Linked DNA regions of Homo sapiens: region 2 is linked to region 1. Evidence: read pairs that join two places in POLR2A ChIA-PET (ENCODE). Cell type or tissue: PC-9. All regions are shown on one strand. Links, peaks and the distances in the headings refer to the core of each region. The heading gives the core; the rest is flanking DNA.

Region 1 (11,661 bases), core at 3,984-6,483:
GATGCGGAAAGACTGACAGGGAGGCAGTGGGCAGAGCAGCCGCTGGTTCTCCCGGTGAGTGCTGCTGGCAATCAGCACATCGGCAACTGCAAGAAGATGCTCACAGTCAAAATAGCAACTGACGCCAAGGGCACATCAAGGAGAGGGAGCTAAAATAAGAACCACAATCCTCCCTGGTGAGATCCAGAAACTCCACTACCCCTCTGTCCTTGGGGATATCTTCCTACGGGACACGTTCCCCATTTGATGGTCTTTATGCTGCCATTGGATGACCTTCCCGTGTATCCCATGACAGCACAGGTTCTTAAAAGGACACATCAGGTCCTCATACATTTTTTAGTACACTCCTGCAAAACCCTGGGAGATGTTCTGATTCAAGGATATGGTATTAACCAAAATCACAAGTGGAAAAATTGAGTTAATGGGCAGAATTCTCAACTTTAAGAATCTCTCATACACTTTTTCAAAATGTATATTCATAATTTTTTTTAAATGTATGTTTTTTTTGATGGCTCCTACCACTTGCTTAATAGCAAACACAAAATGAATAAATAAGTAGCAAACATTGAAGAAAAACTCAGGTTGGTGTGTGACAGATACATGCATGTGTGAATATGATGTAATATTGTCTATAGCAGGAGACCTCTGGCTGCCTGGATTCAAGCTCAGCGACCTCTCCCTGTCTCCTTAATTCATGCCAAATGCCTGATCTTGATTATAAATAACAATTACAGCTAATTAATTCTCAGCCATCCAGGGTTGGTTTAGCCACAGGAATAACAATAATAATAACTGTTGTTATTTGAACATTTGTAAAAAGTAAATAAATAAAATGTCAAATCAACAAAACCATCTACCCATTAGAGAAGAGTCAATTTTATATTTCGTAATTTTATATATATATATATACACACACACACACACATGCACACATACATATATGGATGCATACATTTGTATATATGATGATAAAGCATATAATGAGCTAAGTCGTAAAACAGAAAAACAGAATGCAACATTTCAACATTTCAGTGTGCCTCAAAGAACACCATGATTTCCTCCAACTGTCCTCAAACCTGAAGAAGTTTGCAAATCATACAATCATATAAGTGTATTTTTACAGAAAGGTCCAGGAGACACTATTCATGTAGGCACCTCAATAAAAAGAGAACTAAGAAAGAGGCAAGGGCTTATGCCTGTAATCCCAGCACTTTAGAAGGTTGAGGTGGGAGAATTGCTTGAGGCCAGGAGTTCAAGACCAGCTGGAGCAACATAGTGAGACCCTATGTATATCTCTACAAAATTTTTTTAAGTAAGCCTGTAGTGCCAGCTACTCAGGAGGCTGAGATGGGAGGATCACTTGAGCTCAGGAGTTCGAGGCTGCAGTGAGCTGTGATTGCCACCACTGCACTCCAGCCTGGGTGACAGAGCAAGATCTTGTCTCAAAAAAAAAAAAAAAAAAAAAAAAGGAGGCAAACGATGGTCTTCCCAGGAGCTTGCAGTAGAGTCAAAGCAATCGTGGTGTCTCAAGATATGTTGATCCCTCTCTGGACTCCTGAATCCCATACAGTTGCAATCCATGCAATTCAGCACCTGGCGAAGGCAAATATTTTCTGTTGCTCTCTACTGACTTCATAGGTGCACATTTTCATGAAAATAAATTATTATGCTAGGCCTTGCTCTTTTTTGTCTAGGTGGACAACTAATACCAGACTTAAAAACCTACTGCTGGCCAGGCACAGTGGCTCACGTCTGTAATCCCAGCACTTTGGGAGGCCGAGGCTGGTGGATCACGAGGTCAGGAGATCGAGACCATCCTGGCTAACAAAATGAAACCCCATCTCTACTAAAAATACAAAAATTAGCCAGGCATGGTGGCGGACGCCTGTAGTCCCAGCTACTCAGGAGGCTGAGGCAGGACAATGGTGTGAACCCAGGGGGCGGAGCTTGCAGTGAGCCAAGATTGCGCCACTGCACTCCAGCCTGGACAACAGAGTGAGACTCCATCTCAAAAACAAACAAACAAACAAACAAACAAACAAAAAACCCTACTGCTATGCAAACTATGTTTGGTAAGACAAACATACACTAAGGGCTCCAGTTCACTCTTCATACTCTCTGCCTATCAACCCCCATAACGGGGGAAAAAAGGGGATGGGTCCTGATTGATCCTGGATGACTTTCACCTCCTTTCTCAAGGTTTAAGTGATGCCTTCTGGATGCATGTTACCAAGGGATCCTCCCTCCTTAGCGTCTCAACAGTAGCTAGCCCTGTAGGCACATGCCATCATGCCTGGCTAATTTTTTTATTTTTTATAAAGACAGGGTTTCACTATGTGGCCCAGGCTGGTCTCAAACTCCTGGCCTCAAGTGATCCTCCTGCCTCAGCCTTTCAAAGTGCTAGGATTACAAGCGTGAGCCACCGTGTACCTGGCCTACTCCTAACCATTATGCTCTGATGTTCCACTCTTTAAAAAAATAATACAACAGCTTTGAGAGAGGTAAAAAGGTTTTCACAAGATTTCACGACATCCTAAGTAGTATCTCCAAGATAAATCTATATGCCTTTTAATAACCATAGAGATTTGCATCTGACTTCTCTGCCTGGGGCAAAAAGGATCTTTGTCACTGCAAAAGTCCCAACATAGTTTTATATCCCACACCTAAGGATACCTTTTTGCCTGGAAAGACGTGATAGGGATCTCTCCCTAGATCTTGGGATAGGAGTCCACTGCCTCGTACAGACGACCCGTGAGCCTGGTACACTTACGCCAAGGTCTCACTAAGGGTGGGTATTACCCTTGAGCTCAGTTTTACTTAGTTTACTACACCCAAGAGAAACAGATGTGCACTTAGCATCTCCTGAGTACAACACACTGTGTTATGTGCAGAGAAGGAAAAAAGAAACTCCGGCAATAGTGAAGCTAGAAGGACTTCTAAATAAAAGTAATTTAAAGTTCTAAGTAGAAGGGATTGGAACACAAAATTGAGGGGAAGAAAAGGGAAAGTCATATTCCGAGGTTTCTCTTCAAGGAGGAAAATCACACTGGGCATAATATGGTTTGGCTGTGTCTCCACCCAAACCTCATCTTGAATTGTAGCTCCCATAGAGTCCATTAAACTTCTTTCCTTTATAAATTACCCAGTTTTGGGTATGTCTTTATTAGCAGCATGAGAAAAGACTAATACAGGGTGTTAGTGCTTGAAGGCTCTGAAGGAGGTAGGAGCGCTCACATTTTGCTGGTTGGAATGCAAAAAAGTGGCACAGGTACTTTGGGAAACAGCCTAGCAGGTGTTTCTTCTTTTTTTCATCAAGTTAAACTTACCTTATGAACCAGCAACTCCACACCCTATGTATTTACTCAAGAAAAAGTGAAAACTTATGTTTCCATAAAAATCTGCTCATAAATGGAACTGGTGTTTTATTCATAATCACTAAAATATGGAAACAATCTCAAAGTCCTTTGGTGAGTGAATAAGCAAACTCTACAACAATACAATAGAACACAACTCAGCAACAAAAAGGAACTGCTATTGACACACAACAATGTGGATCAGCTTAAGAGAAGCCAGACTCAAAAGACATCCTGTGTGACTCCATTTGCATAACATTCTGGAAAAGGCAAAACTGTAGGGATAGAAAACAGCAGTCGTTGCCAGAATTTGGGGGCTGAGTGTGGGAACTGATGACACGGGGCAACAAGGAACTTTTTCAGGATGATGGATATTTACATCTTGATTATGTCGGTGGCTACACAATGGTATGGTCTTCTCAAAACACACCTGGGCCAGGTGTAGTGGCTCACACCTGTAATCTCAACACTTTGGGAGGTTGAGAGGGAAGGATCATTTGAGATCAGGAGTTCAAGACAAGCCTGGGAAACATAGCAAGACCATGTCTCTACAAAGAATAAAAATAAGCCAGGTGTGGTGGTGCAGTGTGCGCCTACTGTCCTAGCTACTCAGGAGGCTGAGGCAGGAGGACTGCTTGAGCCCAGGACTTTAAAGATGCAGGGAACCATGCCTGTGCCACTGTACTGTAGCTTGGGTGACACAGCAAGACCCTGTCTCTCAAAAAAAAAAAAAATAAGCTGTACACTAAAAAGAGGCAACGTTATTATATATGAGTTATATACCAATAAATCTGACTTTCTAAAAGCAGCTCAGAGAAATGATGCCAATAAAATTATCTCATGGAATAGGGCTATTGTCATCTTCTACAAGGTTCTACAAACCATGTGTCTAACTTCCTTTACTAACTCCCAGGTCCAATTTATTCTCACCCTATATTTACAGGACGACTATTAATAGCTTATTTTTAGAGAATAAAGCTCCCTTAGCCATATAAAATTTCTTAAAGCTACCTCTGAGTGTTTAGATAATAATGGGAACTCTCTTGTATTAAAAATAGAGGAGCACTGTACTGTAGCCTGGGCACCAGAGTGAGACCCTGTCTCAAAAAAAGAAAAAACAGAGGAATATGGGGCTTTTTCTCCTCATGCTAAGTATGCACCTGCTCATCACCAAGGAAAGAAGGCAGAAAGGATCCAGTAGCTGTCTGTCTACACAGATGAGGCCTACAAAACCACTAACTCACTGAAATACTCAGCTACTGCAATCCAAATGTTTAATTATGTTGAAAGTAAGCCAAGGTTACTGCTAAAATCTTCAGGCAAGAAGTAAAATCTAAGATAATTTTTTTTTCTTTGAGATGAAGTCTCACTCTGTTGCCCAGGCTGGAGTGCAATGGCGCCATCTCAGCTCACTGCAACCACTGTCTTCTGGGTTCAAGCAATTCTCCTGTCTCAGCCTCCCAAGTAGCTGGGACTACAGGCACGTGCTACCACACCCGGCTAATTTTTGTATTTTTAGTAGAGACGGAGTTTCACCATGTTGGCCAGGCTGGTCTTGAACTCCTGACCTCAGGTGATCCACCCACCTTGGCCTCCCTGAGGGTTGGGATTACAGGTGTGAGTCACTGCGCCCAGCCAAATCTAAGATAAATCTTGACCGTCAAATGGCAAACCTTTAGTGGAGCAGAAAGATTTTTTCAAATTACTGTACTATTGAAAAAACATAACTGCACTATGATTCAGCCTACACACCCAGACCAAAAACAATGTGAAGGATTCCAGTTTTTTTCTAGAGTCAATACTCCTGGTTGCCCATGTGTGCTGAGTACTGTTCTAGGCACTATAGGTACAATGATAAACCAATGTCCCTGTCTCTATGGAGCTCACATTCTTTTGGGAGTAACTGACAAATAAATAAATGAATGGACAAATACATGTATTGATCCCTAAGAGACTGAATGTCAGCTGATAAGAGCAGGGAAGGGGAAGTAGATTAAGAGGATGGGGGATTCTGTTTTAGATAAAGTGGTCTGTGTCTCTGAGGAGCTACCATTTGAGCAGAGCCCCAGAAGAATTGGGGAAGAAGGCTGGGGCACATCTGCAGGGAGAGTTTTGCTGGAGGAAAGAACAAGCATCAACTCCCATCTCTTGAGATGGGAGTATGACTGGTCTGTGCACGAAACTTGCAAAGTGGCCAGTTTGGCTGGCGTGCAGTGAGTGAAAGGAAGAGAGCCCGGATAACCAGCAGGAAGTGCTGTTCAGTGATGGCTGAGTGCTGGCCACACAGGCTCTGGGCCAGGACTTTGGAGTTTATTCTGAGAGTTTCTAGAAGCCCCAGTTGGATAAAAACAAGAGAGTGACATGATCTCAATTTAGTTTTAAAGACTCACTGTAGTTGCTCTGAGGAAAACAGACTTTGGGGAATGGGTAGACAGGGAGGTGGATGAGAAGAAGCATGGAGCTCTATAGGAGGCCCCCACAGCCATCCTGACAGAGATGATGGCCCTGGGCTGGGAGGTCACAGTGGAGGCACTGAGAAGTGGCCAGACTGGGCCGCTGAGTGAACGAAGGTGCCGTTGATGGAGATGGAGATCGAGATGTTGGGACGAAGCAGGTTAGCAGCCACCTGAATTGCTGGAAAATGTATTGATATTGCTGTCTGGGAGTTAGTGACATGATTTAAGATAAAGGAAAGTTGCCGGCTGTGGTGGCAACGCCTATAATCTCAGCAGTTTGGGAGGCTGAGATGAGAGGATCACTTTAGTCCAAGAGTTCAAGACCAGCCTAGGCAACTCAGGGAGACCTTATCTCTACAAAAAAATTTAAAAATTAGCTGGGCATGGTGGTGTGCACCTGTAGTCCCAGCCACCTGGGAGGCTGAGCAGGGAGGATCACTTGAGCCCAAAAGGTCAAGGTTGCAGTGAGCCATGATTGCACCACTGCACTCCAGCCTGGGAGACAGGGTGAGACTCCATCTCAAAAAAAAAAAAGATAAAGAAAAGGTTAATTTGACCCCAATAGTTTTAAACCTTAAGACTTTAAACATTTTAGAATGGAAATAGTTGACTCAGGACCAGTTTAGATATTAATTTAATCTTGTAATAGCATCTCCACCAACTAGGCCACTGACTATATACACCTAAGAAATGGATTTCTGTGAGAAGCGATATATTCCATTAGAGAACTTTCCAGGAAACAAAGATTTCCAGCAAAGCTAATAAAAGCTTCAAAGCTTTATAAAATAGATCAACAATGCTTTGAAGAGCCCCTTTATTTAACCCTTGCTAAAACAAAAGTATGTCAGCCAGGTTGCAGAGTGTGGGTATTTTCTGTCACATTTCTGTGATACAAAGGCTTAGTCTGATGGGAAAGAGAAGTCAAATTACAAGAATCTTTAATTGGTCTACATGTTAAAGTCTTTTGTGTAAACATCGTTTGTTTGACATAATCCATATCAAAGCATTTATCGGCTTTATAGATTATTTTCTTCAGCTGCTCTAAGATTTATAGGTTCAGGAAACTCTGAGTTTTTATGAAGCTGCATTTCATCTAGAAAGAGGCCAGAAACAACAAGAGAATGTAAAACGGTATGGAATTGATCCCTGCAAGTTAGAGTGAAGTGCAGTGGCAGGAAAGCCAGCAAGGCTCAGCCTCCATATTATAAGATTTTGTACATGTCCCAAAATCACATCTGTTTCAGCCAAGACAGGAATCGTGCCCAGGATTCAAAATGGAAGGGAAAGTTTAAATTGTTTTGATTGGAGTAACTGTGGCTGGCTAACATGTGCTTCTTCCAGGAGTCCAACAACTCCTCTATTTTCCATCTTTTCCTCCTCTTTCCTCCCATCCAACCCTAAGAGCAACAACAGAGTCTGATGAGGGACCAGATCAAAATCCTCCTTGGAACACCAGGCGCAGAGACCCCAGAGACTGCAGGCACCGACTTCACTTTTCATCTATTTCCTCTGTTGGAGAGAAAATGTTTCAATCCAGCTGGAACCGTCCAAACCTTGAACCCACCTTTAAAACTTCATCTGCTTTTCATTTTTGAGAAGTTTTACTCAAAAGAAATTAGCTCCCCAAAGTAACCTTACTTATCCACCCTTCCATTATCAGCCAAGAGAAAAATCTCCTCTTAGTCACGTAGCCCCGGGATAGATGCCTTCAACAGCTTCCCAATGTTTCCTTTCAATAACATTTTGGAAGTCCTTTATTGGTTTTCCCAGGTGTTTTCCCACCACACTACATCTCTTAGGATATGCTTTGGAAAGATCCGTTCTTAAAAGAAAATTCGCTGTGTTGCTCTAAAGTATTCCTTACTCGAATCTCTGAACTTAGTGACTTTTCCCACAGTATCAACTATTCAAGACAGATTTTTCTGGCTTATTGTTTTAAGATGTCAAGGATGCATTCTGCTTTTCCAAACTGAAGCTGGGACTTCCGATCACATATCCCCTTCCTTGCTACACTAACCAGCTGTTTCTGCGTCTTTCCAGAAGACAGCAGGATTGAGGCTGTATACTCTAGGCTTCTCCTAGGTCATCCATTCAGATATTTACCTTATTTCTTTCCAATGGCTCCAGACATATCATCTCTATTCCTATTTTTTTAAATCTCCAAGTTAAAATATACACATGGCCACACAATGTCAAATCCTCTGCCAACACTGAACTAGTGTGGTTTTCTCTTTGGACTCCTCTCTAATGACCTAAAGATGTATTATATCTGGATTCTCAGAGGTCTGTAAAATATTAATCCTTATGATGTAAAATGCTAGAAAATTGGGTCAGTCTGAATCTCTATTATTAATCCAGCCTGCTATCATTTCTCTGTGAGGTTCTATAATACATTCTGAAACTGTCACTGACCAGAAATCCCAGTAGTCGCTGACCCACTTAAGAAGCTAATGAAACCTATAGGCTCCCTCTCCAGAAATATCTCCAAACAAAATGGTACCTGTAATTGCTCTTCTAGACCAGGGGTCAGCAAACTGTAACCTGTGGGCCACATCACTGCCAATTTTTGCCAATAAAATTTTATTCGAACACAGCCATGCTTATTCATTTCTGTATTATCTATGGCTGTTTTCATGTTCCAGTGGCAATGTTGAATAATTAGAGCAAAGACTGTATGGTCCACAAAACCTGAAACATTTATAATATGGCCCTTTACAGAAAAGTCTGCCAGTCTCTCCTCTAGAGTGTTAAAACCAATGATTTCTAAGACAATAACCAGAAATGCCATCCTGGATCACCTAAGCATAGGAGGTTGAGGCTGCAGTGAGCCGTGATCACACCGCTGTGCTTCAGCCTGGGCGACAGAGCAAGATCCTGTCTCTAAAAAAAGAAAAAAGAAAAAAATAGAAATGCCACTCTGGGTGGCTTTGCAAAGTTACTTAACTAAATCCAATTTTCCTTAGGGTAAAAATTAAATAATAAAATTACGCACATAAGTGCCCAGCATGGTGCCTGGTATTCAGTAGGCAATTAATAATGTTTATTTCTTTCATTTGCTATGCTCCTCCTTGTGCTTCAGTACTAGGTTCAAATATCTCCTCCTCTCTGCTGCACTCTTCCTGCAGAGTGGGAAGTTCCTTCCTCTTGGCACCCTAAATTATTTTAGCACTGCTATTCCATGTTCTCTTGAGCTACTCACTTATCTTTCTTTGCATCTAGAATGTGGCTTCCTCTGGAAAAAATTCCATATCTTGTTTATTTATCTTTGTTTCTCCAGTGCCTGGCACACAGCAGGATCTTAGCAAAGTTTTTGTTTTGTTTTGTTGTTGTTGTTGTTTTGAGACAGAGTCTCACTCTGTTGCCCAGGCTGGAGTGCAGTGGTGTGATATTGGCTCATTGCAACTGCAGCCTCCCAGGTTAAAGCAATTCTCCTGCCTCAGCCTCCCGAGTAGCTGGGATTACAGGCACCCACCGCCACACCCAGCTAATTTTTGTATTTTCAGTAGAGATGGGGTTTCACCATGTTGGCCAGGCTTGTCTTGAATTCCTGACCTCAGGTGATTCACCCACCTTGGCCTCTCAAAGTGCGGGGATTACAGGCGTGAGCTACTGTGACCTGCCTTAGCAAAGATTTCTTTAGAGAATGAGTAAAGAAATAAATCTACACTAGAAATATTCTTATTCTAAAAGATGCCATGCAATGATTATTAATTATATGTTAGTAAATAATATCAGATATTCCAAGCTGAGTTTCACAAATAATGAATACTTTTTTTTTTTAATCACTGACTTAAGGTCCTAACTTGCTATGTATTTGTATTAGTCCATTTTTACATTGCTATAAAGAACTACCTGAGACTGAGTAATTTATACAGAAAAGAGGGTTAATTGACTCACAGTTCTGCATAGTGTGGGAGGCCCCAGGAAACTTAAAATCATGGCGGAAGGCAAAGGGGAAGCAAGGCACGTCTTACATGGCATTAGGGGGGAGAGAGAGAGAGAGAGAGAGAGAGCTAGGGGGGAACTGCCAAACACTTTTAAACCATCAGATCTTGCGAGAACTCACTATCGCGAGAACTCACTATCACGAGAACAGCATGGGGGAAACCGCCTCCATGATCCAATCATCTCCCATCAGGTCCCTCCCTCGATGTGTGGGGATTACAATTTCGAGATGAGATTTGGGTGGGGGCACAGAGCCAAACCATATCAGCATTACAGCAGTCTTGCTAAGCAGCAAAGTACAGGGTTAACATTTCAACCATGTGTAGGTACCAAGAAGTTCTTAGACCCCAAGGAAGTTAAGAATGGCTCTTGTTAAAACCCAACTGTAGAAAATTCTCTAATTAAGCCTCTCATCTTTGAATGATAATGCGAAGTATGATATGCCTTGTCTATAACAAGAGCCTCAATTTAACATTTACAATTTAGCATAAATTTTTTTTTGAAAAGGTGGGGCCAAGCACAGTGGATCACACCTGTAATGAGAGCATTTTGGAAGGCCAAGGCGGGAGGTTCACTTGAGCCCAGGAGTTTGAGACCAGTCTAGGCAACATAGCAAGACCTGATTTCTACAAAAAAAAAATTAAAAAATTAGCCAGACGTGGTGGTGTGCACCTGTGGTCCCAGCTACTTGGGAAGCCAAGTGGGGAGGATCACTTGAACTTGGGAGGTTGAGGCTGCAGTGAGCTGTGATCCACTGCACTCCAGCCTGGGTGACAAAATGAGATTCTGTCTCAAAAAAAGTGGGGGGTGTTTCTTAGGGTTTTTCATGAGTTTGGTTAGAAAAGATTCATTCATTCAAAAAGGAATGAATTAGGCACTGATCGAGGCAGTGAGGAGACAACAGCAAAGCAATAAAGTTCCTGGCCTTACTGTAGTAAAATAAATTAGCTTAGAAAAATCTCAGAATTAATGTTGACAAGAATCTTCTTGGAGTTACTTATATTCCATAAATTTTCCATTATATTATATTCCACAAATAAATAAGAATGTCTCGCATTTCCAAACCAGAGACAGGTCTCCATTTGGATTGTTTGCTATAGCTTGCTGTAACAAATGACTATGTACGTGGTGACTTAAAACAACACAAATTCTTATTTATAGTTTTAGATGTTAGATGTTTGGGTCTCACTGGGCTACAAGTCAAGGTGTTGGCAGGGCCTCATTTCTGCTGGAGGCTCTCAAGGAGAATCCATTTTCTTGCCTTTTCCAGCTTCTAGAGGCCACCTGCATTCCTTGGCTCACGGCCCCTTCCTGCATCTTCAAGGCAGCAACAGCCCTGAAGACTGTGTCCCACGGCATCACTCTGACACTGACTCTCCTGACTTCCTTCTTCACTTCCGAGGACCTTTGCGATTACAAAAGTCCCACCTGGATAGTCCAGGATAATCTCCCCATCTCAAGGACAGCTGACTCGCAACCTTAATTCCCAACTGCCATATAACTGAACATATTCACAGCTTCCAGGGATTGGGATGTGGACATTTTTCGAAGAGGAGGAGAGAGGGGGCATGATTCTTCCTACCCCACATATTGCTAGAGCAATCAGGCCAATGAGCCCAGTCCACATGCATGACCCCAGTATGAAGCCTGGCATACCACCATTTCTAGAAACCAGCCCTCAGCTGGGCACAATGGCTCATGTTTGTAATCCCAGAATTTTGCAGGGCCAAGGTGGGAGGATCACTTGAGGTTAGGAGTTTGAGATCAGCTTAGGCAACACAGTAAGACCCCATTTCTGCAAAGAAAAAGTTAACCAATTAGCTGGACATGGTGGTGCATGCCTGTGGTCCTAGCTTCTCAGGAGACTGAGGCTGGAGGATCATTTGAGCCCAGGAATTAAAGGTTAC
Region 2 (11,661 bases), core at 4,807-7,306, 74 kb before region 1:
AACTCACTATGCCAAACGGAAAGTGAAGCTTAGGAACCGAGTCACACAAAAGCTGCCTGCCTTTTGTCCCCAGAAAGATAGCTGTGACCTCACAGGCTTAGGGTACCTTATGTAAAATGTAGATTTACTGTGCAAGAGATAAATGCGTAACTGACTTCCCCCTCCTTTGTTTTCACATGTAAAATGTAGATTCACAGAATGCTCATCAGAGCCTCACAAGAATGTGACCACTTGCCTCACTTCCTACCTCCCCCACCCCCCCTTTTATTCCTTGTCCTTAAAATACTGAAGTCCTCAAACCCAAACCCAGTTTGGAAAAAGCACAGGACATTCATCCCACTGGGACTTGTGTCCCTTTTTCCCCAGGAGCATCCTGAATGTTGGCAAAATAAACCTTTAAGTGGATTGAGATGCCTCGGTGACTTTTCGGTTCACAGGAGTTTATCAGAAATTCCTGTCTAGATATTCATGCCAAAGGGAAAAAAAACAAGGATGTGAGACACTCGACACCAAAAGCCTGTCCTCCAGCTCTGTGGAAAGCAGCGTTGGGAAACGGAGTTTTAAGTAACACCAACCCCATGCCGCCCTATCACATCATCGCCCGCACGGCCTCGACACTGAAGCACTCAGCTCACACTCACCTTTGTCTCCTCTAACTTAGGCAAAGGAGGAGAGGATCCACAGCTGGCCAACAGTGTGGTGGGAATCTGGAGGGGAGGAGAGCGGCTCTGGGCCCCCTGTAAACCCCAGAAACTGTGGGGACTTCACCAGTCCCCTTGCAAGTCCCCTGCAGCATGCAGCACGGAACAGGCTGGCATTTGTTTATTTTAATGACAAGCAGCTAATTTCCTACTGTTTAAGGCCAAATTAGATGGCACTGAAGCACCACCGTATTCCCCCTTTCCTCTTCAGCTGCCGGCTTTGGGGGCTGTTTGAGCCCTAATTGGAACTTCCACCCAGAGACCAGGCAAGAAAAGAAAACGAGGTGAGACAATTTAGCTGCTGGCTACTGACTTGCAGCAAGCTCTGTCAATCAAGACTCCTGGAACAGGGGGTCTGGAGTTGCCGAGAGACCTTGATCTACCTGGATGTTCTTATATGGCCAAACCTCAAGACCTCAGGAACTGCAAACTGAAGATAGTAATAAAAGAATACATTAATTTCCCACATAATAGGCAATGTCTACTGAACTAAAATTAAGTTTGTTCTCACTAAAAATAATGTTGTTGGCCAGGCGTGGTGGCTCACGCCTGTAATCCCAGCACTTTGGGAGGCTGAGGTGGGTGGATCACGAGGTCAGGAGTGAAGACCAGCCTGGCCAAGATGGTGAAACCCCGTCTCTACTAAAAATGCAAAAAATTAGCCAGGTGTGGTGGCATGTGCCTGTAATCCCAGCTACTCAGGAGGCTGAGGCAGAGAATTGCTTGAACCTGGGAGGCGGAGGTTGCAGTGAGCCAAGATTGCGCCACTGCTCTCCAGCCTTGGCAACAGAGCAAGACTCCGTCTCAAAAAAAAAAAAAAAAAAAAAAAAAAAAAAGTTGTAAAGGAAAATTCCTCCCTTCCAGCCCCTGGGACTCTCTCCTTAATAATAAAGATATTACCAGACCTCCTGTCCCGTGGCTCCCCAATTAAGTAAGGCTGCCCAACAGGTTCCCAGCACAAAAGAGCTATTCACATGCTTGATTGTACTGAGCCAGCCCCTGACACTCAGCCTTGACGGTATATATTTAGTCACTGTCTACGAAGCAGAACTAGAACCACTGCATTTTCCCCCGACATTAAAACGGTGCCAACCGCATGGACAGAATGATAGATTTTTATCAGATCTTTTCCTGTTCTGAAGAAAAAAAGAGTATTTGTTCACTTTAACATGTACTTTACACCTTCTGGCTAGTAGATCACATATGCCATCTGGTTGGGTGGCAGAAAGTGATCATAAAATGATGAAAGATTCAGTCATCTTTTGCAACCTATTTATATGTTTTATATTTAAGCACATTATCAGGCTGTATTTATGGATATTATTTTTAACCCGGACACATGCTTGTGTTAAGCTTGAAATATGCTGAAATACCTTTAAACCTCATCCTGCAGTGCTGATTTAACTTAGTCACAGTTATCCACATCTAAGAGTATCAGTTGAAGTACTAACCCCTCTTTGAAAAAACTTAAAAACTTGATTCCTGAACTGCACTATACCTCCCCCTGGTGGCAGAAAAGAATCAATGCATCTCCCAAAGCCAATTTTACAAAACACTCCAAATAGAAACCCTGAAGCAAGGACATCTTTGTTTAAAGTAGTTTTAATATCTCCAAGACATGCAAGAAATTAAATGTTAGCAAATTATTTCATTCATCCACTGAACAAATATTTATGGAGCACCCAAGAGGCCAAGCCCGGTTCTGGGGCTGTGGATACAGTGAGACAAACTCCCTGCCCACACAAACTTATGTTCTAGTAATAACCAAATAAAGATTAATGTTTCACACACTTATTGGCCTTCTTTTTTAATATATGTGAAGTGAAATGTGTTTACATGCATGAAATCTCAAATACTCTGGGAACACCTGTGCTTCTGCATTGCTGGTTTCTCTCTTCAGCTCCTTGGCTGTCATTCTCACCTTGACCTCCCAGGCAGGTCCAGAACTTTCTACCCCATGCCCTCAAGAAGAACCTGTTGAGTAAAATGACTGTGGGCCATGGCATTGAAACCCAGGGAATCCAAACTAAGAGGCTTTATTGTCAGCTATATAAAAGTGCTTTTGCTATTTTCAATTGTCTGTATTATAAGCTAATATACTGACAGTTATAAAAGTGAGGCAGTCTTATAAAAAAGTAATAGCTCTCTCTATAAAACCTGATGCAATCCTGTGCCATAGTAAAAATTTTGTACATAAGCATTGCTACTGTGCGAACATTTTACTCAGAATCTCACCTCTGACAAAGCAATAGTAACTTCCAGATTCTCCTCCCCTGCACCCTGCACCTTTTTAAAAAACTGACAGCCTGAGAACTATCATGTTCCTAAATACGTGAGTCCTTCCAGCACATTAGGTGCTATAGGATATACCAGGGCAGCAGACAGAACTCATGCCAGCTTATGTCATCGGCCTTGCTGCATGAAGCTCCATGCTGCGAAGGGATCTTAGCACACGTGGGGAGATCCAAGTGCTCTGGGTGAGGGCTGATGCCTGTTCCTGGCTTAGGAGGAAGATGAGCAAAGAGCCTGCCAGGCATTTACCACTGCTAGTACCTTACATGGTTCTGGGTACTGCTCTAATGCTCATGGGACATAAAGAGGTTTCTCTGGGCTGGGTGCTGTGGCTCATGCCTGTAATCCCAGCACTTTGGGAGGCTGAGGCAGATGGATCACTTGAGGTCAGGAGTTCGAGACCAGCCTGGCCAACATAGGAAAACCACATCTCTACTAAGAATACAAACAATTAGCCAGGAATGGTGGTATATGCCTATAATCCCAGCTGCTTGGGAGGCTGAGGTGGGAGAATTGCTTGAACCTGGGAGGCGGAGGTTGCAGTGAGGCAAGATGGTGCCACTGCACTCCAGCCTGGGCAACAGAGTGAGACTCTTTCTCAAAAATAGAAAGAAAGAAAAAAGGGGATTTCTCTGAAACAATGTCACTGCTTTTAAGCATCTAAGTGTAATATTTGCATATTCTATTTTCCAACATGTTACCTATTTCCGAATAAGAAAATAAAGCCTCTTCGATATTTCACAAGGCAAGGGGCAAGAAGAAGCTTCTAGAAGCACACAATTTCACAAAAGCTGAATACATGTTGGTTTCTCATTTCTGTTTCAAATTCTACCTAAGTCGCCAGGTGCTGTTCAGTTTCTTGCAGCTGCGATTCTTCCAGTTAACAGTGAGACCTCCGTAATGGAGGTTTCAATGTCAAGGTGTCCATCGTTGCATGGACTCTGACAGTTACGTAGGAAGGGGAGGAGCATTTTCCAGACCCAATATTTGATCCAAATTAACAGTAAAGTAAGCATAAAAAATCAATGTTAAAACATGCAAGGTGAACTTCGTTAGGTAAAAATCTTCTCTTGGGGTAAAAGAAGCCTAGCTGATTTTCAAGCAAAATCTGTGTGACTAAAATTACACTGAGTCTAAACAAAATTCAAATCATTCATCTAAATATTTCCTTCATGATCAAGGCCTAGATTAAAGTTCATTCTAATGACTAATGTTCTATCTCATTCTTTAGGGCTAGCAAAAGGGTGGTGGAAATAGGTTGAATTTCAACTCACTTTCTAAATTTAAAGGAAAAAAAGTCTCTAAAATTCTAATTTATTAAATTGTTGTAGGGAAGTTTTAAACAGAAGCAGGACTTTGGATATTCAAGGTCACATTGAAAGCTATCAAATATGGTGATCCAGGTTTAAATATTACCTTGAAGACTGTGGCCCTAATCTGCGCTATGTTTAAAATTTTTTGATAGCAGCCACATTGATATTTGTAGAGTTAGAGAATACTTGTTGAAAAAAAAAGAGATATTCTGTCATTTTATAGTAAAATCATATTATAACGCAATACTTCATTAACATTTTACACTATTATAAAAGTACACACAAGACACAGCCTGTCCCACAGTCCTCTGCAGGCTCTGACAGTAGCGGACAGTTGGATGTTAACTGTTAAGTGCCTGAAACTCACTCCTGGACCTTCACATAAAGGATATAGGCTGGTGTCACTAAAGATCCCCAAATATTTCAACTGTGGACTCGAGAGCATTTCTCACTCCCCATCTGCCCATCAGGAAGATTCCAGACCAAGGGAAATCCACACATGGGCCCCCCAGTTGCCTATCTGTCAGACTCAAGTCCTTAGAAGCCAAAGATGGTCTTCACTAAAACATGAACAGGGTGGTTATCAAAACCCAGATACATCAAATGCCTTCCACTCTCTGCCTCCCGGCCTCCTTCTCAAATCTCGGGCAATTCACCTCTAATTCAAACCTTCTAAGTAAAAGAACTATGGAACTTCCCAAATTTACAATGTAATATTTTGGACAATGTGCCAAAACTTATTAAGAATATTTAACACCATACACATGTTAAGAAATAGTCAATAAATCAATCCTATAATTTTTCATAAGGAAAATAATGTCATTAAATGGACTGCGCCCAAGCCCTTATCCTTAGAGACTGAGAAATGCCCTTTTATTCTTAATTTATACCCAGTTCTAAGAAACTTGGCAAAACTATGGAGACAGTAAGCAGATCAGTGGTTCTCTGGGGTTGGGAGGGGAGGGAGGAATACATAGGTGGAGCACAGTGGAGTTTTCAAGGCGGTGAAAATACCCCGTAGTGTACTACAGGTTGAGCATCCCTAATCAGAAAATCCAAAATTGGTTCAGCTCCAAAATCACAAGGTTTTTGAGCTTCGACATGAGACAATGACACTTTTGATTTCTGATTGTTCAATGGACACAAACTCTGTTTCATACACAAAACTATTTAAAATGTTATGTAAAATAAACTTAAGGCCATGTATATAAGGTATACATGAAACATAAAAGAATTTGGTGTTTAGACATCAGTCCTGTCCCCAAGATATCTCATTATGTACATGCAAATATTCCAAAATAAAAAAAAATTCTAAGATCTGAAACACTCCTAGGTCCCAACCATTTCGGATGAGAGATACTCAACCTGTATAATAATACATATTATCATTATATATTTGTTCAAACCCACAGGCTATACACCAAGAGTAAACCCTAATTAAACTGTGGACTCTGGGTGATAATGATGTGTCAGTGTAGGCTCATCAATTGTAGCGTATGTACCACTCTAGTGGGGGATGTTGATAGTAGGGGAGGCTGTGCAAGTGGGAGGCGAGGAGTTTATGGGAAATCTCTGTACCTTCTTAATTTTTTTTCTTTTTTTTTTTTTTTGAAACATGGTCTCACTCTGTCACCCAGGCTGAAGTCCAGTGGTGCAGTCTGGGCTCATCGCAATCTTTGCCTCCTGGGCTCAGGTGACCCTCCCACCTCAGCCTCCCGAGTAGCTGGGACTACAGGTGTGTGCCACCACACCCAGATAATTTTTGTATTTTTAGTAGAGACAGGGTTTCGCCATATTGCCTAGGCCAGTCTTGAACTCCTGGGCTCAAGCAGTCAGCCTGCCTCAGCCTTCCAAAGCATTGGGATTACAGGCGTAAGCCACTGCGCCCAGCCTCTGCTCAATTTTGAACCTGAAACTGCTCTAAAAAATACTTGAAACAAACACACCTCTGGGTTGTATAGTTCCCCAGCCCCTGCTGTGTTTCATACACTGAGAAGTTCAGGAAGGTAAACCCCTGAAGGGGAGGGAAGAGATGCTGGTCCTGGAATGGAGACTCTGTTACACTCCTGTTTCCTCTCCTCGGTTAGGCCTTCACCACTCTACATCTGCAAAACCAGGAACCCACAGTCCAAGCTAGACTGGTCTTCTCTGTGGAAACTGTGATTCTCATGAGTGGGGCTCTAGCAGTCCCGCCTCTGTTCTGCGGGCATGGAAGGAAGCCCCAGGAAGCTGGGAAATGACTGTGATTCTCATGAGTGGGGCTCTAGCAGTCCTGCCTCTGTGGGTATGGAAGGGAGCCTCGGGAAGCTGAGAAATGAGACAAGGACAGGGTTGGGCAGGTGGGCTTTGTTCTGGTGAGTTTGCTAGGGTAAGAATGGAGCCCCACCCGGCACCCTCAGAGCAGCACGGCTCTGCTAGGGTATGGATGGCAGGTGAGGACAGGCGATGGTGGGCTGGCCACAGCACAGAAAGGCACGTGCCCAGTGAGGGAGAAGTGCCCTGACAGCAACAACACTGTTATTTACAAAAGATGGTGAAATAGGAACACATAAGCAATAGCAGCAAAGAAGGCGAATTCCATTCATTTCACTAATCGTTTTCTTAATGGAGAAAGAACTAAAAATGTAAATATGAAACAAAATAGCTTTTGGGTAGGCAAACCCTTACGACTCCTCTTTCAAGACAAAAATACATATGGCCCAGGGGAAAGTCTCTAGCATCAGTGCCTCTCTTCTGCAGTGAGCCAGGCCCATATCGTCCAAGCAGGCAACGCGGTCTTCGGTGCCTGGTGGTTCTGTGATGGCACTTTACCTGCCATTGCCCTCTCCGTAGGACCCAGGTGCCAGGCCAGCAGTTGTGGTGAGCTGATGAAGTGACTCATTCCACACGTGGCCCTAGGGAAACAGTAGCTGCTCTGCCTGCTCTTGGCCATGTAGTCTGTGGCCCCATCATTCCCAGGACAGCTAGGACAGCTCGCTGTTTCTGCAGGGCGAGCTTAGAGACCAGTCCCAACACTTTCTTTTCTGCAGTGTGACCCAAAATGTCTTTACAGTCATGCATGATGAGGCCAGCCTGTGTGCATGTGAGCAGGTGTCACATATGAGAGCACAGAAGCACCACACACCCCTTCTCCTTCACGAGGATTCCTTCTTCAGGGAGAGCTGTGTCTAGTGGGCTCTGTAGCTATGCACCACCATAATTTGTCCTTTAAAAATTCCCTTCCTGGATGGGCGCAGTGGCTCTTGCCTGTATTCCCAGCCCTTTGGGAGGCCGAGGTGGGAGGATTGCTTGAGGCCAGGAGTTTGAGACCAGTGTAAGCAAGATAGTGAGACCCCGTCTCTATAAAGACTAAAAACAAATGAGCTGGGCATGGTGGCATGCACCTACAGTCCCAGCTACTTAGGAGGCTGTGGCAGGAAGATCACTTAAGCCCAGGAGTTCAAGGCTGCAGTGAGCTGTGATTGTGCTACTGCACTCCAGCTTGGGCAACAGAGCGAGGCCCTGTCTGTAAAAGAAAAAAAAATTATTTGCCTTTGCCCACAGAGATCATGGGAAGAGCATTTCAGTAAGCCATCCAGCAATAGAGGAATTAAGAGGTTTGGAAAATGTGGGGGTGGGGGATGATGCCACAACTCAGGGAGTTTCAGGGCCACTGGGCATTGGGCTAGAGGGAGGACCCCCATCCCCTCCTGCACCTCCCTTTTGTTACTTTCTCATGTATGGAAACCAAGTTCCCACCAAGGGCCAAGTACAGAACCCATCCCATGGTAGCATAAATGAGTCACACTATACTGTCCATTTGTACAGCATTTCACTGCATGCAGAATGCTTTCCATATCTCGTTTCATCTTCACACCGCATAAATGGACAATGGTAAAGTGTTTGAGAATTCACAAAGGGCTTTAATCAAGGCAGCTTCGTGTGATCCCGCTAGCATGAAGTTAAGTGTATGCTGTCTCCATTGCTACGATGAGGAGACTGATCTCCAGCTGCTACAGGTAGTTAGACATGGGCAGGGCAGGAGAGGGCTCTCCCGCCCCCCTACCAGGAATGTCTGGTGATGGTCCAGCAACTATCGCATTGCCTCTCTAAAAACGGTAATTCGGCAGCCAGGGAGAGACCGGCTCCTGAGGTTGCACACCTGTTAACATTAAAAGTGTTAACTGAATGCAGACCCCAGGGAGAAGCAACCTCTTGGGCATACGCGTTAAGAGACAAAATGGCGAAGTATGATATTGTGGGCATGTGCATAACTCCTTAAACGGGCTGCACTGCTCACTTCCAAAGGGGAAAGAGGGCACTGAGCATGCAGAAAGCCCGCCCTGAGGGAAGAATCATGGGAGAGAGGGCAGCCTATAAAGTCCCAGGATCAAGGGTAAATGCCTCCTTTTTTTTTCTCTTGGGCCTTCAGGCGCCCACCTGGATCTCTTCTAAGAGTTCTTTCCTGTTCTAAATCCTTTTATTTTTATTTTTGAGAGGGAGTCTTGCTCTGTTGCACAGGCTGGAGAGCAGTGGCAATCTTGGCTCACTGCAACCTCCACCTCCTGGGTTCAGCCTCACGAGTAGCTGGGATTACAGGTGCCCACCACCACGCCTGGCTAATTTTTGTATTTTTAGTAGAGACGGGTTTTTGCCATGTTGGCCAGGCTGGTCTCGAACTCCTGACCTCAAGTGATCCACCAGCCGCGGCCTCCCAAAGTGCTGGGATTACAGGCGTGAACCACCACGCCAGGCCTAAAACCTTTTAAAATACACTTCCACTCCTGCTCTGAACCTTGCCTTAGTCTCTTTCTGCTTGATGCCCCTCAGTTGAATTATTTCTTTTTAGGAGGCAAGGACTGAAGTTGCTGTGGACCCTTACAGATTCACAGCCGGTAACTCAGGGTAACTCACATCTCTGCCACCGCTCACACAGCAAGGTTAAAACAACAGGGCTTGTGACAAAAGAATTAAAAGCAGGGTGTCACAGACCCAGCTTTGTGCCCTTATGTTTCTAGTAGCATTATTCACTGTAGCTAAAATGTGGAAGCAACTTGGGTCCCTTGATGGGTGAATGGGTCAACAAAACGTGGTGTATCTAAACCCAGTGGAATATTATTCAGCCTTTCAAAGGAAGGAAATTCTGACACCTGCTACAACGTAGATCATGCTAAGTATAATAAGCCAGTCACAAAAAAATACTGTATGATCCCACATAATGATGTACTTGTGACATTCACAGAGCTAGAAGGTAGAATGGTGATTGTCAGGGGCTGGGGGAATGGGAAGTTTAATACGTATAGAGTTTCAGTTTTCCAAGATGAGAAGAATTTGGGAGATGGATGGGGATGGTTGCACGACAATGTGGATATACTGATATTTAATACCACCAAACTGTACACTTCAAATGGTTAAGATAGTACATTTTATGGTGTGTGTATTTTACCACAATAAAAAAAATTTGAGGGAAAAAGCCCCATAGGGCTAGTGAGAGGAAAACATGAAGGGTTAACAGGTGGGTTCTGAACCTGTGGGTGTGGGACTGAGGACCAAAAGGTTGTTTGGTCCCTGAAGGTTGTACAAAATCCCTGGATTGCTGCCTGTGCCCCTGTGGACAGAAATGACCAACCTGAGCTGCAAATGCCAGCATGCAGTTACGGCTGCCCCCAGTTTTCCCTCTGCCATCTCTAGTTTCAGTGGAGATTCCTCAGAGAAAGGATAATCCATATGTTTGAAAACTCAGCAGCAACTGTCTCTGGGGTGAGTGGGGAAATAAGGCCTGGAAATGGGCATCAAAGGGCCTCCATTCCTTTTTAGAATAATGTGAAAAGCCTGTTAGGTTTTATTCAAAACTGCTGTTTTCAAACCTTGGCCACAGCGGCTGTGTAGATGCTGGACTCTGGTTGAGGAAAGAGTGAAGCGAGAAAGAAAAGAAGATTGAAACAAGATTCTCACTACATTCTTCTGGTGACAGATTTGGAACATGAGCTAATGCACAGGCCAGCCCAGCCAACGTTTCATGAAAACAATGCTATCTACAGCTGCCTTGGGCATCTTTCAGAGCACAAAATAGCCTCTCTCCACTCCCTCCAGGCAGTTCAGTTTGTTTCTTTTTTTACTGATGCAAGGGTGTGGGTAATCCTTGCAAGCCAATATGTCATTTGGTTTAGCTTTAGAAACATTTGATCATGCTGATCTGGCAAAGAAAAAAAAATGTTTCCTATAGCAGGACTATCTCATCCCTGCAATCACGAGTCTGGGCAAGTAAGAGATGAGAGCGAGGAACCTCAGCCTGACACGCAGGACAACACTCAACTCCTAAGTCTGACCTTGACACTCAGGCAAACTCGCAGAATCACAGCTGTTCTTTTCTCTTGCCTGGAAAATTTAGAACACATTCAACATCGTGAGAATGTTGTTTTCTTTCTTTTATTTGCCCTCCATTTTTTTTTGTTCAGTCTTGCCTTTTTGTTTTAAAACTTTTTTTTTTGAGACAGAGTCTCGCTCTCTCGCCCAGGCTGGAGTGCAGAGGCATGATCTCAGCTCACTGCAACCTCTGCTTCCCGGGTTCAAGTGGTTCTTGTGCCTCAGCCTCCTGAGTAGCTGGGACTACGGGTATGTGCCACCACAGCCAGCTAATCTTTTGTATTTTTAGTAGAGACGGGGTTTCGCCATGTTAGCCAGGCTGGTCTCGAACTCCTGACCTCAGATGATCCGCCCACCTTGGCCTCCCCAAGTGCTGGGATTACAGGCATGAGCCACCATGCCAAGCCTGTCTTAAAACTTTGTGCAGTCCTCCAGGGAGAAGCAAAAATAACAAAATCAATTTCCCAACGGTCAGATAGACAGGATATGGGTGGCTCGCAGGGTGAATGGAATTTACACCAAATGTGGAAGATGTTCATCAAGTGCCTATTAAGTAGAACGTTATTAATGACAGCCCTCTTCTGTTTGGTTTGCTATCCTAATGGAAGAGTTAGAGGTAGGAGTAGGGTAATCTGGTAAATGCATCCCACAAAAGAACCAATAAAATCCACTACATGTGGCAAAAGAGGTACTCTACTATTGAGTGCTTTGGGCTGGATGAGATTTTTTTGATTCTTTTTTTTTCTTAAGAGATAGGGTCTCACTCTGTTGCCCAGGCTGGAGTACAATGGTGCAGTCATGACTCACTGCAGCTTCAAACTCCTGGGCTCAACCAATTTCCCCACTTCAACCTCCCAATAGCTTGGGCTACAGGTATGAGCCACCATGTCTGGCTGGATGAGCTCGTTACATGAATCACTGAAAAATTTTTACTCTGAATTTTGGCCATTAGTTATGTATGACACAGACTAGAAATCACAAAGGGGAAGGTTGGAGGTGTCTTTAGAAGT

What was found. Peaks named below come from ENCODE experiments on the same cell type or tissue, not always from the same donor. Only the 100,000 strongest peaks of a DNase experiment are listed, where the experiment ranks them.
Region 2: POLR2A ChIA-PET joins it to region 1 with 5 read pairs; 4 of 35 experiments call an interaction of 5 or more read pairs at or near these places.

Annotation. Positions count from the first base shown.
Region 1 is chr10:29,663,784-29,675,444 of GRCh38, forward strand. It overlaps a transcript of SVIL not described here. Among named protein-coding and RNA genes, the nearest start is that of SVIL, 35 kb to the left of the region's middle. RefSeq lists an enhancer at 3,310-3,867. In PC-9, for the core only: no CTCF peak of the experiment used is centred there; a DNase peak (open chromatin) is centred at 5,048; H3K27ac peaks cover 1,922 bases.
Region 2 is chr10:29,588,659-29,600,319 of GRCh38, forward strand. The region is part of intron 1 of SVIL (supervillin); the gene reads right to left. Among named protein-coding and RNA genes, the nearest start is that of MIR938, 7.9 kb to the right of the region's middle. In PC-9, for the core only: no CTCF peak of the experiment used is centred there; no DNase peak of the experiment used is centred there.